Linked DNA regions of Homo sapiens: all the other regions are linked to region 3. The links are chromatin contacts, found by Hi-C or POLR2A ChIA-PET in ENCODE. All regions are on one chromosome and are shown on one strand. Each heading gives the region's core, a stretch centred on a gene start or an enhancer-like site at or near the end of the contact. The rest is flanking DNA. Distances are from core to core; before and after follow the strand shown.

Region 1 (3,867 bases), core at 1,024-3,523, 76 kb after region 3:
ATGGTGAAACCCCGTCTCTACTAAAAATACAAAAAAATTAGCCAGGCGTGGTGGTGGGCACCTGTAGTCCCAGCTACTCAGGAGGCTAAGGCAGGAGAATGGCGTGAACCCAGGAGGTGGAGCTTGCAGTGAGCCGAGATAGAGCCACTGCACTCCAGGCTGGGTGACAGAGCAAGACTCCGTCTCCAAAAAAAAAAAAATTCAGAAATATATAGACTTATGATATTGACTTAGTACTGATAGAATGTATATTTGTGTAATTTTCAGGGGAAAAGTTTGGATTATTTCTGATAGGCTGGATAATGACCCCCTTTCCCCAAAGATGTCTAAATCCCAATCTACAGAACCTATGAATGTTGTTTTGTTACATGGCAAGGAAGAATTAAGGTTGCAAACAGAATAAAGGTTGCTAATCATCTCACTTTAAATAAGAAGATTATTCTGGGTTATCCAGTGGGCTCAGAATGATCACAGGATCCTTTAAATATGGGACAGGTAGGCAGAAGAGCATCACAGTAATGCAGAATGAGAAACACTCACCAACCAGGGGCCTGGAGCAGGACCAAGGGCGGCCTCTAAAACCTGGAAGACACAGGGGACAGATTCTCCCCTATGGCCTCCAGGAAGGAATGCAGCCCTGCTCACACCTTGATTTTAGGTGAGACCCACTTCACATTTGTGATGTACAAAACTAAGATAAATTTGTGTTGTTTTGAGCCAAGTTTGTGGTAATTTGTTACGGCAGCAACTGAAAACTAATACAGTATTAAAGAATTTGAAAAACACAATCCTTTTGAATCTACCCTAAAGATTTGGTGATAAAAACAGGCAGTTACATTATGGCACATACCACAATAAAATTTTAGCCATTAAAGTAAATCTTTCAAGAATGTATACACATGGATCAATATTCCTAGTATACGGACAAGGCAAGGTTAAAATTAGATATTGTGTTAGTCCATTCCTAAAAATAACCCTGGAGGGAAAGACATTCAAACATTGTATGTCCTTAATTCTAGATGGTGAAAATATAAGATTAATCTCCTATTTTCCAATTTTTCTAGAGATCGAAAATAATCAAAAGGAAAAAATGATGGAAAAATGGAATTCTCAGTTCATTTGAAGAATACAGATTAGCAATTAAAAAATACAGCAGTATCTCAGGAAATAAACATTATTCTCATTTTACAAAAAAGTGTATGTGAACTTTAAAAAAATCTACACTACAATATGAATTGATATTATCTCTGGGTAGAATGCTAACAATTTTATTTTCTCCTTTACTGTATTCACTAAATGTTTCACATTAAATGTTGTATTACCTTTGAAATCAGAAGATACATTGTCTAAAACTGATACATCAAGAAATAGTTGTATAAGCATATTACCTAAACACAGAGGTTACCAACAGAAATTAAAAGTGGTTAAAAATGACTCCTGGGGAACTGTAAGAAGAGGAAGGTGAAGGGAAGAAATGGTTGCTTTCCATTCTAAATCTTCACACAATCTATTCTTAAAATCAGACAAGGCTGTGGTAAATTTTTTCAATTATTAAAAAAAATTATTTCTTCTAATAGGAATAGGCCTTTGAGAACCCTATTAATTGTAATAGGTTTCAATTCAGTTAGTCACTCAAGTATTATAAAATGCAACTGGATTTACAGAAATAATTTCCTACCTACACTGACAGTATATTTAAACTAAAAAAAAAGCATACAATGTACAAACAAATTTATTTACAAAAATTACAATTACAAACTGTACAAATTGAGACAATTTCCCATGCCTCCAACAGAAGCCAAGAGCCTTTACTGTCAAATGGCAGTTTTTGTTACTTTTAAATGACACACAAAAAGAAATATGATGCCTATTCAGTCATCCACTGCCAGTTTAAAAATGCTTTTCTAAATAATTCCAAGAAGCCTATTAGTGATATGTATATGGATAATTTCCCTCAACTCTATTTCTAGAATGGCTATGTACAAATCCAGCAAAACTGGAACAGAACAGGGTAAGAAAGCACATAGCAACTGCTTTTTCAACAGTAAATTTTGACTATTCCCCTAAATATCTACCTAGTGGCTTAAAACTAAAACTATGGTCTTTGGCTTTAAAAAGAAAGTCAAAAAATTTTGACTTTTAATGACTGCACAATTCTACCAAAGCCAGTGTTTACCTGGGTATTTTTTGTCACCTGTAGTTTACATTTCCCTGCTACTGTTAAAGAAACAGAATTCTACAGTATTCAATTCTGTATATTGTCTTTTAAGGTTTTTCAATCAGACTCACTACTACTGCTTGAGGAGTCCGTTGACATAATCTCTACATCATCTTCATTTTCTTTATTATGCCCAGGAGGTTCCAACAAAAAGTCACTACTATGATTTGGTGGTAACATATTCATCGACATGTCATTTGACTGCCATGGATACTGTGGAGCAAGGACATCTGGAGAAAAAAAGAAGCATAGATAAGAACAGCTCTATCTGTAATTAATCTAGTTCTTACTTTTCCCTTTATGCAACAATTTGAAGTATTTTTTTTAATTTTACTTTTTTCTCTTCTTTTTTTGACACAGGGTCTCATTCTGTCACCCAGGCTTGAGTGCAGTGGCACGAATACATCACTGAAGCCCTGACCTAGGCTCAAGCAATCCTCCTGCCTCAGCCTCCTGAGTAACTGGGTTACAGGTATGTGCCACCATGCTTGAGTACTTTTTAAAGTTTTTGTAGAGATGAGGTCTCACTATGTTAACCAGGCTGGTCTCCAACTCCTGGGCTCAAGCTATCCTGCTACCTCAGCCTCCCAAAGTGTTGGGATTACAGGCATAAGCTATTGTGCCAATTTTTTTAAGACTAGGAAAAAAATACACATTTAGCCAAATTAATAAAAATCAAATTTATCAAGGAAAAGTTGATATTTTAGCAACTGGGGACTTTTTTAAAAAAATCATACTACTCTGTAAGAAACTATTTAGTCAGTTGACATAATTTTTCTTTTGTAAGACATTTGTAATTACAAATTTTTCCTGTATCTATGTATCTATTATATGCATATATAATACATACTTATGTATACTAGGTTATGTAGATTATTCTACATATTATAAACAAGTAATAGGTACTTTAGTATTATAATAGATTTGAATGATTTCTTGATAGAGGAACTGCTATTGTAAGTGACTCTCATCAAAGAGAGGTTGATTAGCAATGTATGCATATGAAATACCTTAAAAAAGGGCCCAAGTTACATTTAAAGTCTGTATTTCTGAAGCAAAGGGACAGAGCACATAAACAGGTATAGTTCAAGACTCAAATAAAGAAGGCAGATTTTTAAAGGGTCAAAAGAAAGAGTTATGGTATTAACTAGAAAGGTATGCCAGTTAGCCTCAAATCTACCCTTCTCTCTGGCCCCTGAAACCATTTCTCCTTTGCCAGCTGCCACAATTAAGTTTTGTCAGTAGAGGGCACAGGTGGGACTCCACTAGCAAACAAGTTTCACTTCCTGGATCAGGTGGTTTTGTCTCCTTTACTGCTGTGATGCCTGGTTGGTGTGCAGGACATTAAGTGGTGTTCACCACAGCAACTTTCGGTGGCGCCTCTAAAGGTGGTTTCCTAGCAGGTTTCACCAGAATCCCAAAGGGCAGCTTCCCAGCAAGTCTCCCTGGAACCCCAGTGGGTAATTTCCTGCTTGCCAGCTCTGGCCTCTGATGCCTCATCTAACTTCTCTGCCATGGAGTGGGCCACATTACACTGCACCCTCTCCAATGACAGCACCATGATATGAGAGTATCGGCCTTGGGATGGAGCTGGGGAAGACTGTTTTTAGGTCTGTCCCTTCCTTGGTCCAAAATGTGGCAGTGACTCC
Region 2 (4,532 bases), core at 30-2,529, 97 kb before region 3:
TCAAAAAGACAGGTGGAAGTTTTCCTTTTTCTCTTTTTATAGAGTAAAGAGAACAATTTTTTATTTTAGGAAATCCTAGACTATCTCAGACACTTCTTTCTAGGTCTGATTTAACACCTTGAATAAGTTGGCTTCATGTCACCCATATCAAGATGGTATTTCAGAAAACAAAGACAACAGATACTGACTTTGAACACAGCATGTTGAAATGGTGAGAAAGTGTCTTGTTAAGAGAAAGGGCCAAACTCTTGAAGTTTATCAATTTGATATATCTTGGCTTAGGATTCTCAGGACTTCTCACTTACAACAGGATCTGTAATAATTCCCATTCTCTGAAGCTGAATGAAGAAGGCCATAGAAATTGCTCCATCTACAGTGCTTGCTGGAAATTAGTGCATGTGTGTCTAATATTCAGAGTAGAGCAGCATTTTGTTTGTGAATATTTATAAGCAACAACTCACATATACTTAACATTTTATATTGAAAAACTGTTTCTCAGGTAGATTAAAAATTTCTCTGCAACCTAAAATTTTAGTGCACATTTTATGATGTGAAAAGACTCAAGGATTTTTTTTTTTTTTTTTTTTTTTTTTTTTGAGACAGAGTCTCGCTCTGTCACCCAGGCTAGAGTGCAGTGGCATGATCTCTGCTCACTGCAAGCTCCGCCTCCCAGGTTCCCGCCATTCTCCTGCCTCAATCTCCTGAATAGCTGGGACTACAGGCGCCTGCCACCACGCCCGGCTAATTTTTTGTATTTTTAGTAGAGAGGGGGTTTCACCATGTTAGCCAGGATGGTCTCGATCTCCTGACCTTGTGATCCGCCCGCCTCGACCTCCCAAAGTCCTGGGATTACAGGCGTAAGCCACTGCGCCCAGCCAAGAATTGTTTAAATTAATCCATTTTAAATTAACAAAGCAAGTATTTCCTCTTTAGCATCATGAAAAACGGAGCATGCTCATATAAGAATCATAAAAATCCACCCAGCACAGGAAATGCCTTTAAAATTTGTAGGACTAAAATAGTCCTACAAATAATCGTTGACCCTCTTGCTTAATACTCTCAAATGATGGGGAGTGACTCACTAATTTATGAGGTGTCCTTGCCATCATTTGCTTTCACTTTCTACCGATCGGTACTTAGTATGTCTCAGAAGCAAAACAGAACAAGCCAGCCTTTAAATACCCTCTCAAAGATGGACAATGGCCACAGGCATCCGTCTGTCCTATCTCCTTTATATCAGACTGAACTTTTGCTATACTCCTGCTACGTTGTTTCACCTAAAGCTGCTTCCTCGCATATTTTAAGTTCAGCCTCAAGGTTTCTGGGTACATAGTGAACTGAAACCTGACTGGATGTGGAAACAGACCGGAACCTGCTCTTGGAACAAGTAGCTAAGTCTCAGCTAATCCCAGCAGCCAGACTTTGACCACTCACAGGCAGCCAACCTCTCAAACCGTGCTAAGAAGGCAAACGCGAGCTGTAAGCAACCCAGCAGTTTCCGTACCTCACTTCCGTTTTCTGTACCTCACTTCCGTCTTCTGTACCTCACTTCCGTTTTCTGTACCTCACTTCGATTTTCTGTACATCATTTTCCTTTATCTGTGCGTATATCCTTTTGAACTCCTGGCAATGCCTGAGTAACTCCGAACCTATTCGGGTTGGGAGGTGGGGGGTAGCTACTCAATTTACAAATCGTTCTTCACTCAGTTAAAATCTGTTCAATTTAATTTGTCTAAAGTTTTTTTTTTTAAACACTCCCAACAAGATATTTTTTCTAGGCCCTTTATCATCTTGAATACCTTCCTCTAATCCATGACAATCTCTCCTGAAACGCCATATTGGGAACTGAATTGGATCCAGCCCACGTTGTGGAGGAGCTTTCTGGTGGTGGGATGTGGTGTGAGCTTTCTTTAGAAACCGCTTCACACCATTGGCTACTACTTTAAAAATAGCAGAAAAACGAACTATTTTCTCTAAGATGTTATCACATCTCAATATTACACATTATTTCCATTTTTCTTTGAAGTTACACTTATTTAAGTAGTTCTATTATAGGCCAGCACTGACCTTAAATGGGTTCCATTGTAAAGGAGCTGACTGCTGGTGCTGATCAGGAAATGATTCTTTTGTTTGCAAGCAGAAAGGTCATGAGAGGGCTTTCATAGAAGACTAAAGAAAATGTCTTCCAAATTGGACATTTCCTTTTAGATGGAGGGAGGATAAGAAATGATGTGAACATCAATTTCTTACATTGGAGGAAAATAATGAGCCATGAAAAGAGGTAAAGTCACATAAAATTACATTTGTTTTGTTAATTAGGTGACACACCATGCCAAGACTGAATAAAATAAAAGGAAGGAAAAGCAACATACCATTTTTGATGCTAACTTCCTGATTCAAAGGCGAGGGACAGCTCAACCACCTGCTCACCCAGAAGATGGGCTTCAAAGAAAGATGCAGTTAGAGAGACTGGTTTTATAATTAATCTTTGGACAATGCGGTTGACATAACCTGCAAAAGACTTATAATGAGAAGCATGTTCCTGGGAGCTGGTCTGATATATATATATATATATATATATGCACACATACATACCTACATACATACACACACACACAATATATTTTAATTCAGGCCAGGTGCCATGGCTCATGCCTGTAATCCCAGCAATTTGGGAGGCCAAGGCAGGAGGATCATGTGAGGCCAGGAGTTAGAGACCAGCTTGGGCAAAATAGTGAGACCTCATCTTTACAAAAAAAAAAAAGCTAGGCACAGTGGGGCATGCTTGCACTCCCATCTACTCGGGAGACTGAGGTGGGAGGATCATGAGCTCAAGAGATCGAGGTTACAGTGAACTATGACCATGCGACTGCACTCCAGCCTGGGTGGAAAAGTGACACCCTGACCCCCCCCCAAAAAAAAAAAAATTAAAACATTCTCATTCCTTCCTTCTAGTTCTTGAATATATCTCAGCTATAACTGGTGAAACTGTAGGTAAAAGTACAAAAACTACTCTTCAAAGACAGGTAACTGACAAAACACAAGTGTGCAGCATGAAAATTAGAATGATTATTGTATCACTTCTCAGTCTTTCAGCTAAAACCAAGTACAAAATGACTGCTGTTACCTGGTCAAATAGTGTGGACTTTCCAATGATGATAACCTAGTGTGCTGTGAAAATGTTCCAGAAGAGAACTGGAAGACACCACACCCACACCCCTCACAAACAAATAGTTTCTTCTATCCAGAGAGTAGCTCCTGGTTCATGTAACTTCAGTTGAATTCTCTTAAGTTACTATTTGAGGAAATATCTTTGCCCTCTCCCCACATACATGCAAAACCACTTTTTAGCACTCCTGGGTATCTCTGAAGTTTGACAAAAACATTTCTACCCTCAGTGATTTCAACTATAATTAATAGAGCATGCTATTTGACATAGATAGTAACATGAAGTTTATGCTCTATGTCCACTCTGAGAATTCCTAGGCCATCCTGGTAGTCAGCATCTTCTCTTTCTCACAATTTTCCATTCCAAATATCACCATTCTGTCACTTTCCACTAGCTCTCAGTCACCTTCACTCTCTTCTAGGACTAGTATTTCTGGCTGTATGCCTGTACCACAACTCATTACATAAAATTTCCTGGGTCCTGGCAAACTTCATTAAAGTTAAACGAGGATTTTCCTGGTTACATCTCTGAAACCACAAATTTTAATCCCAGCTGCACATTAGAATCACTTGGAGAGCTTTTTAAAAATGTCATTGCCAAGGCCTCACCCTCAGAGATTCTGATTTAATTCAGGGATGCCCAGCACTAAGTCTCTTTTTTACTTTTCTTTTCTTTTCTTTTTTTCTTTTTTAGAGAAAGCGTTTTGCCATGTTGCCCAGGCTGGTCTTGAAGTCCGAGGCTCAAGCAATCCACCCACCTTGGGCCTCCCAAAGTGCTGGGATTACAGGCATGAGCCACCATGCCTGGCCAGCATTGATAAGTCTTAAAAGCTTTTCAGGTGATTCTAATCTACAGCCAACGTTAAGATTTAGTGTGCTAATGCCCAAAATACCTGAAATGTGTGATGTATGCCATTAGTAACTGGTTCTCATCACTGCAATTGTTTTCATGAGGCAGAGACAGCAAGATTCTTACAGACAGACAGCTTCTAACACTGAGTCCCAGAACACCTGCAGGAATGAATACAATCAAGAATTAAATGTCAACGCTGGGTACAGTGGCTCACACCTGTAATCCCAACACTTCGGGAGGCTGAGGTGGGTGAATCTCCTGAGCTCAGGAATTCAAGACCAGCCTGGGAAACATGACGAAACCCTGTCTCTACCAAAAATACAAAAAAAATAGCCAGGTGTGGTTGCATGTACCTGTGGTCCCAGCTATTCAGGAGGCTGAGGAGGGAGGATCATTTGAGCCTGGGAAGCAGAGGCTGCGGTGAGCTGAGATTACACCACTGCACTCCAGCCTGGGTGATGGAGTGAGACTTTGTCTCAAAAAAAAAATAAATAAATAAATAATAACAAGA
Region 3 (4,250 bases), core at 6-2,505:
AAAGGTAGGGGCGGGAGGGCCCTAAATCAATTCATACTATGACATGTATGAAGAGTTACTTCAGAAAAAAACCCAAAACTCTGGAATTGACTTAGGACACCAATAATGCCCTTCCACAGTTTTTTGTTGTCAAAGTTGGAAGGAAGATGTTTGTTTTCGAAGTTGTGGAGCCAACTCAAGTACACGGCTTTAGAACCAGACACCTCTGGGATTAAATCTCAGCTTTGATCTTACCTCCTATATGACCTAGTCCAAATTACTTGTTCTCTTAACCATAATATGTTCAACAATGATGCAGGTGTTGAATGACTTCCTCACAGTTGCTGAAAAACCTGAGAAACTACACGTAAAGCGCTTAGCACATTACCTGGCACACATCAAATATTCAAAACAAGGCCAGTAACTATTATGCTATAGCCTATCCAGAAATAAGGCTATACAAAAGATTATTTTCTTACCTCTCCAACTGGTTAGGTAGAAAACATAATCTTATTACTGCTATTAACAAGTAGAACAGTATACAACTACTTGGAGGAGAGGGGAAACTTCCCTACCTTGCCCCACAAAAGGCAAGTCAGTAAGCACCGCTGGTCCTCTGACATTCCCACCTATGACAGCTCCCAAGAAACACAAAAGTACTTTTGAAGGGCATTCCCCCCTGCCCAAAAAGGGGCGGCGCAAGTCTCAGCCCACCGTGCCAGACGCCGGAATGGCAGCAGAAAATGTCCTGACCCCCTCACCTCCACTCAGAGCCCACCTGCTCCCGCCCATCTCTTAGAAACTGCAGGAGCAGCCACGGCCGGGCCGCCGGGGATCCTCGCGGACTAAGGGCTGGGTCAGAGCCGCGCAAACATGGGCTCGCTCGTAGTCCTGGCGAGCAGCACTCCCAGGCAAGTCGCCCGAGGGCCTTGCAGGGCACCCAGAAAATGTCACTGCCGGCGAAGTGACCCCGAGCCGGGCCACGGGACCCCTCACACCTCACCCTTTCTCCTGCCGACCCTCGAGACGACAGCGGACTGGAAGGCATTACCTGAGCAGCAGCCCGCTGGGCCGTCCGAGGCCGGTGGTTCCGAAGGGTGGCCACGGCCACTAGCCTGCCGTAGAACATGGAGGCCGCCATTTCTGAGTCGGACCCCGTCCCCTCGGCGCCGCGCGCAGGCGCACAGGCGACAGGCGGCCCAAGGCGCAGCCTCTCTGCAGCGCTCACCTACGCCCCGCCTCGCGCCACCCGTTGGGGGCGGGGCCTCGGGTTAACACTGCAGCCGCTAGACCAGCTCCCTGGCGGGCGCGGAGCAAGCTTTGACCTTTGGAACTGGGCACCGCAGCCCCAATATCTGCCCTGCGGTCAGAGCAACCTGAACACTTCCTAGTGAATTGCAATGTAAAGGTGACCAGCGCCGCCACTTGGGTGATCTTAACTTCTCTCAGCCTCAGTTGCCTCATCTGTAAAATGTGTTTCATTCAAGAAATGATTACCCAGTGTCTACTTCGTGCTAAACAGCCTTGAGCCCTTGGCCTACAGCAATGAATAAAACCATTTGTGATGCTCAAAGAGAAGATGGTCGGTGTAACGCGCTTGTGATGCTCAAAGAGAAGATGGTCGGTGTCATGCGCTTCTGATGCTCAAAGAGATCGGTGTCACGCGCATCCGTGTGAAGACACCGCCAAACAGGGTGTGAGCAATAAGGCTGTTTATTTTAACTGGGTGCAGGCGGGCTGAGTCCGAAAAGAGAGTCAGCAAAGGGAGATAGGGGTGGGGCTGTTTTATAGGATTTGGATGGGTAGCGGAAAATTACAAAGGGGGTTTTTCTCTTACGGGCAGGGGCGGGGGTCACAAGGTGCTCAGTGGGGGAGGTTCTGAGCCAGGAGAAGGAATTTCACAAGGTTAATCACTCAGTTAAGGTGGGGCAGGAACAAATCACAATGGTGGAATGTCATCAGTTAAGGCAGGAACCGGCCAATTTCCCTTCTTTTGTGATTCTTCACTTGCTTCAGGCCATCTGGATGTACACGTGCAGGCTTGGGCTCAGAGGCCTGACAGTCGGCCACTAGTTACCAAAGCTGGTGGCAGGCTGGAGTCTCCAGGGAAGCTATTGATTGATTGATTGACTGATTGACAGGGTCTTGGTCTGTCACCCAGGCTGGAGTGCAGTGACGCGATCACAGCTCACTGCAGCCTCAACCTCCCATGCTCAAGGGATCCTCCCACCTCAGCCTCTGGAGTAGTTTGGGACCACAGATGTGTGTCACCAGGCTTGGTTGATTTTTTTATTTTATTTTTTTAGGGACAGAATCTCTCTATGTTGCCCAGGCTGGTCTCCAACTCGTGGGTTCAAGCGATCCTCCTGCCTCAGTCTCCCAAAGTGCTGGGATGACAGGTGTGGGCAACCACACCCAGCCAAGGATCTGGTTTTTGAAAAGATAAATAAATTTAACAAACCTCCAGCAAGACTGCAAAGAAAAAAGAAAAAGAGAAGACACAAATTACCAATGTGAGGAACATACCAGGGAATATAATTACAGAACCTTCAGACACCAAAAAGGAATGCCATAAATAACACCACATAACATAAATTTGACAACTTTGACAAGATGAGCGAATTCTTCAGAAGGCACAAATTACTACAAATAACCTAATATGAAAAGGTAATTTAAATAGTCCTCTAACTAGAGAAAATTGTAATTGTAATTTTTAAACTAAAAAAAAAAAAAACCTGAGATCTCCAGGCCCAAAAGCTTTCACTGATGAATTCTATAAAATGTTTACACAAGAATTAACACCAATTCCATACAGCCTCTTCCAGAAGATAGAAGAGGAAGGAACAGTTGCCAATGTACTGTATGAAGTTAGAATCACCCCACTACCAAAGCCAGCAAAAGACCGTACAAAAAGAAAAAAATACCAACACTTCTCATGAATATTGATGGAAAAATCCATAGCAAAATATTAGCAAATATAATTCAGAAATATATAAAAAGAATTGTACAATATGACCAAGTGGGATATATTCCAGAGATGTAAGTTTGTTTTAATATTTGAAAATATGTGTAATGCACTATATTAAGTTAGAAAAATCACATGATAATTTCGATCAAAACAAAAAAAGTAGCTGGGCACAATGGTTCATGCCTGTAATCCAAACACTTTGGGAGGCCGAGGTGGGAGGATTGCTTGAACCCAGGAGTTTGAGACCAAACTGGTTGGGCCACATAGCAAGACTTCATTTCTATAAATAATTTTAAAATTAGCCAGTCATGGTGGTGTACACCTGTGGTCCCAGCTACTCCAGAGACTGAGATGGGGGGGAAATCACTTGAGCCCAGGAGGTCCAGGCTGCAGTGAACCGTGATCGTGCCCCTGCACTCCAGCCTGAGTGACATAATGAGACCCCCATTACAAAAAAAAAAAAAAAACAGGCCAGGCATGGTAGCTCACGCCTGTAATCCCAGCACTTTGCGAGGCCGAGGCAGACAGATCATCTGAGGTCAGAAGTTTGAGACTAGCCTGACCAACACAGAGAAACCCCGTCTCTACTAAAAATACACAATTAGCTGGGTGTGGTGGCATGTGCCTGTAATTCCAGCTATTCAGGAGGCTGAGGCAGGAGAATCATTTGAACCAGGGAGGCAGAGGTTGCAGTGAGCCGAGATCGTGCCATTGCACTCCAGCCTGGGCAACAGGAGTGAAACTCCATCTCAAAAAAAAAAAAAACAAAAAAAGCATCTTACAAATTCCAACATTCATTCATGATTAAAAACTCAGATAAACAGGAATAGAGGGGAACTTCCTCATCTTGATAAACCGGATTACAAAAAACTTACGGCTAATATACTTAATGGTGAGAGAAGACTGAATGCTCTTCTCATAAGACTGGGAGCAAGGCAAGGGTGTTCGCTCTCACCACTTTTATTCAATATAGTGCTGGGAGTTCTTGTCAGTGCAATAGACAAGAAAAGCAATTACAAACATATGGAGTGAAAAGAAAGAAAGAAAACTCTCACTATTTACAGATAACATAATTGTTGCTATAGTTTGGATATCTGACCATCCAAACCTCATGGTGAAATCTGATTCTCCAATGTTAGAGGTGGGGCCTGGTGGAAGGTGTTTGGATCACGGAGGCCGATCCCTCATGAAGGGCTTGGTGCTGTCCTCTGGGTAATGAGAAGTTCTCATTGTATTGGCTCCTGTGAGAGTTCTCCCAAGAACTCATTGTTAAAAACAGCCTAGCACCTTCCCTCTTTCTCTC

The links. Hi-C counts contacts between places; a loop is a spot of excess contacts on that map. ChIA-PET counts read pairs that join two places held with the same protein, here RNA polymerase II (POLR2A). Pooled maps may share reads with other maps.
Region 1: a pooled map shows a loop between it and region 3 (3-fold over the local background). The contact joins the promoter of MED4-AS1 here to the promoter of SUCLA2-AS1 in region 3. A Hi-C loop is called at or near these places in 6 of 50 pooled maps. POLR2A ChIA-PET finds 5 or more read pairs at or near these places in 3 of 52 experiments (CD4-positive, alpha-beta T cell, H1 and MCF 10A).
Region 2: a loop to region 3 is called in a map of endothelial cell of umbilical vein, with 2.2 times the contacts of the local background. The contact joins the enhancer-like site here to the promoter of SUCLA2-AS1 in region 3. A Hi-C loop is called at or near these places in 1 of 168 maps with a recorded cell type or tissue (endothelial cell of umbilical vein) and 5 of 50 pooled maps. POLR2A ChIA-PET finds 5 or more read pairs at or near these places in 4 of 52 experiments (BJ, MCF 10A, WTC11 and 1 more).

Annotation. Positions count from the first base shown.
Region 1 is chr13:48,074,864-48,078,730 of GRCh38, forward strand. It overlaps MED4-AS1 (MED4 antisense RNA 1), which reads left to right and starts at 2,274. Exons shown (of 3, transcript NR_046511.1): 1 at 2,274-2,488; 2 at 2,579-2,690. MED4 (mediator complex subunit 4) reads right to left here. Exons shown (of 7, transcript NM_014166.4): 7 at 861-2,448. The coding sequence ends at 2,276.
Region 2 is chr13:47,902,957-47,907,488 of GRCh38, forward strand. No RefSeq gene overlaps it. Among named protein-coding and RNA genes, the nearest start is that of LINC00562, 27 kb to the right of the region's middle. Within about 2 kb of position 1,280, at least 4 of the 41 ENCODE cell types and tissues checked have a DNase peak (open chromatin) inside an H3K27ac peak, as active enhancers do.
Region 3 is chr13:48,000,150-48,004,399 of GRCh38, forward strand. SUCLA2-AS1 (SUCLA2 antisense RNA 1) reads left to right here and starts at 1,256. Exons shown (of 2, transcript NR_189308.1): 1 at 1,256-1,673; 2 at 2,286-2,542. It overlaps SUCLA2 (succinate-CoA ligase ADP-forming subunit beta), which reads right to left and starts at 1,124. Exons shown (of 11, transcript NM_003850.3): 1 at 1,031-1,124. The coding sequence starts at 1,120. RefSeq lists enhancers at 759-808, 829-878, 899-1,088, 1,465-2,664, 3,336-3,933 and a silencer at 1,209-1,318.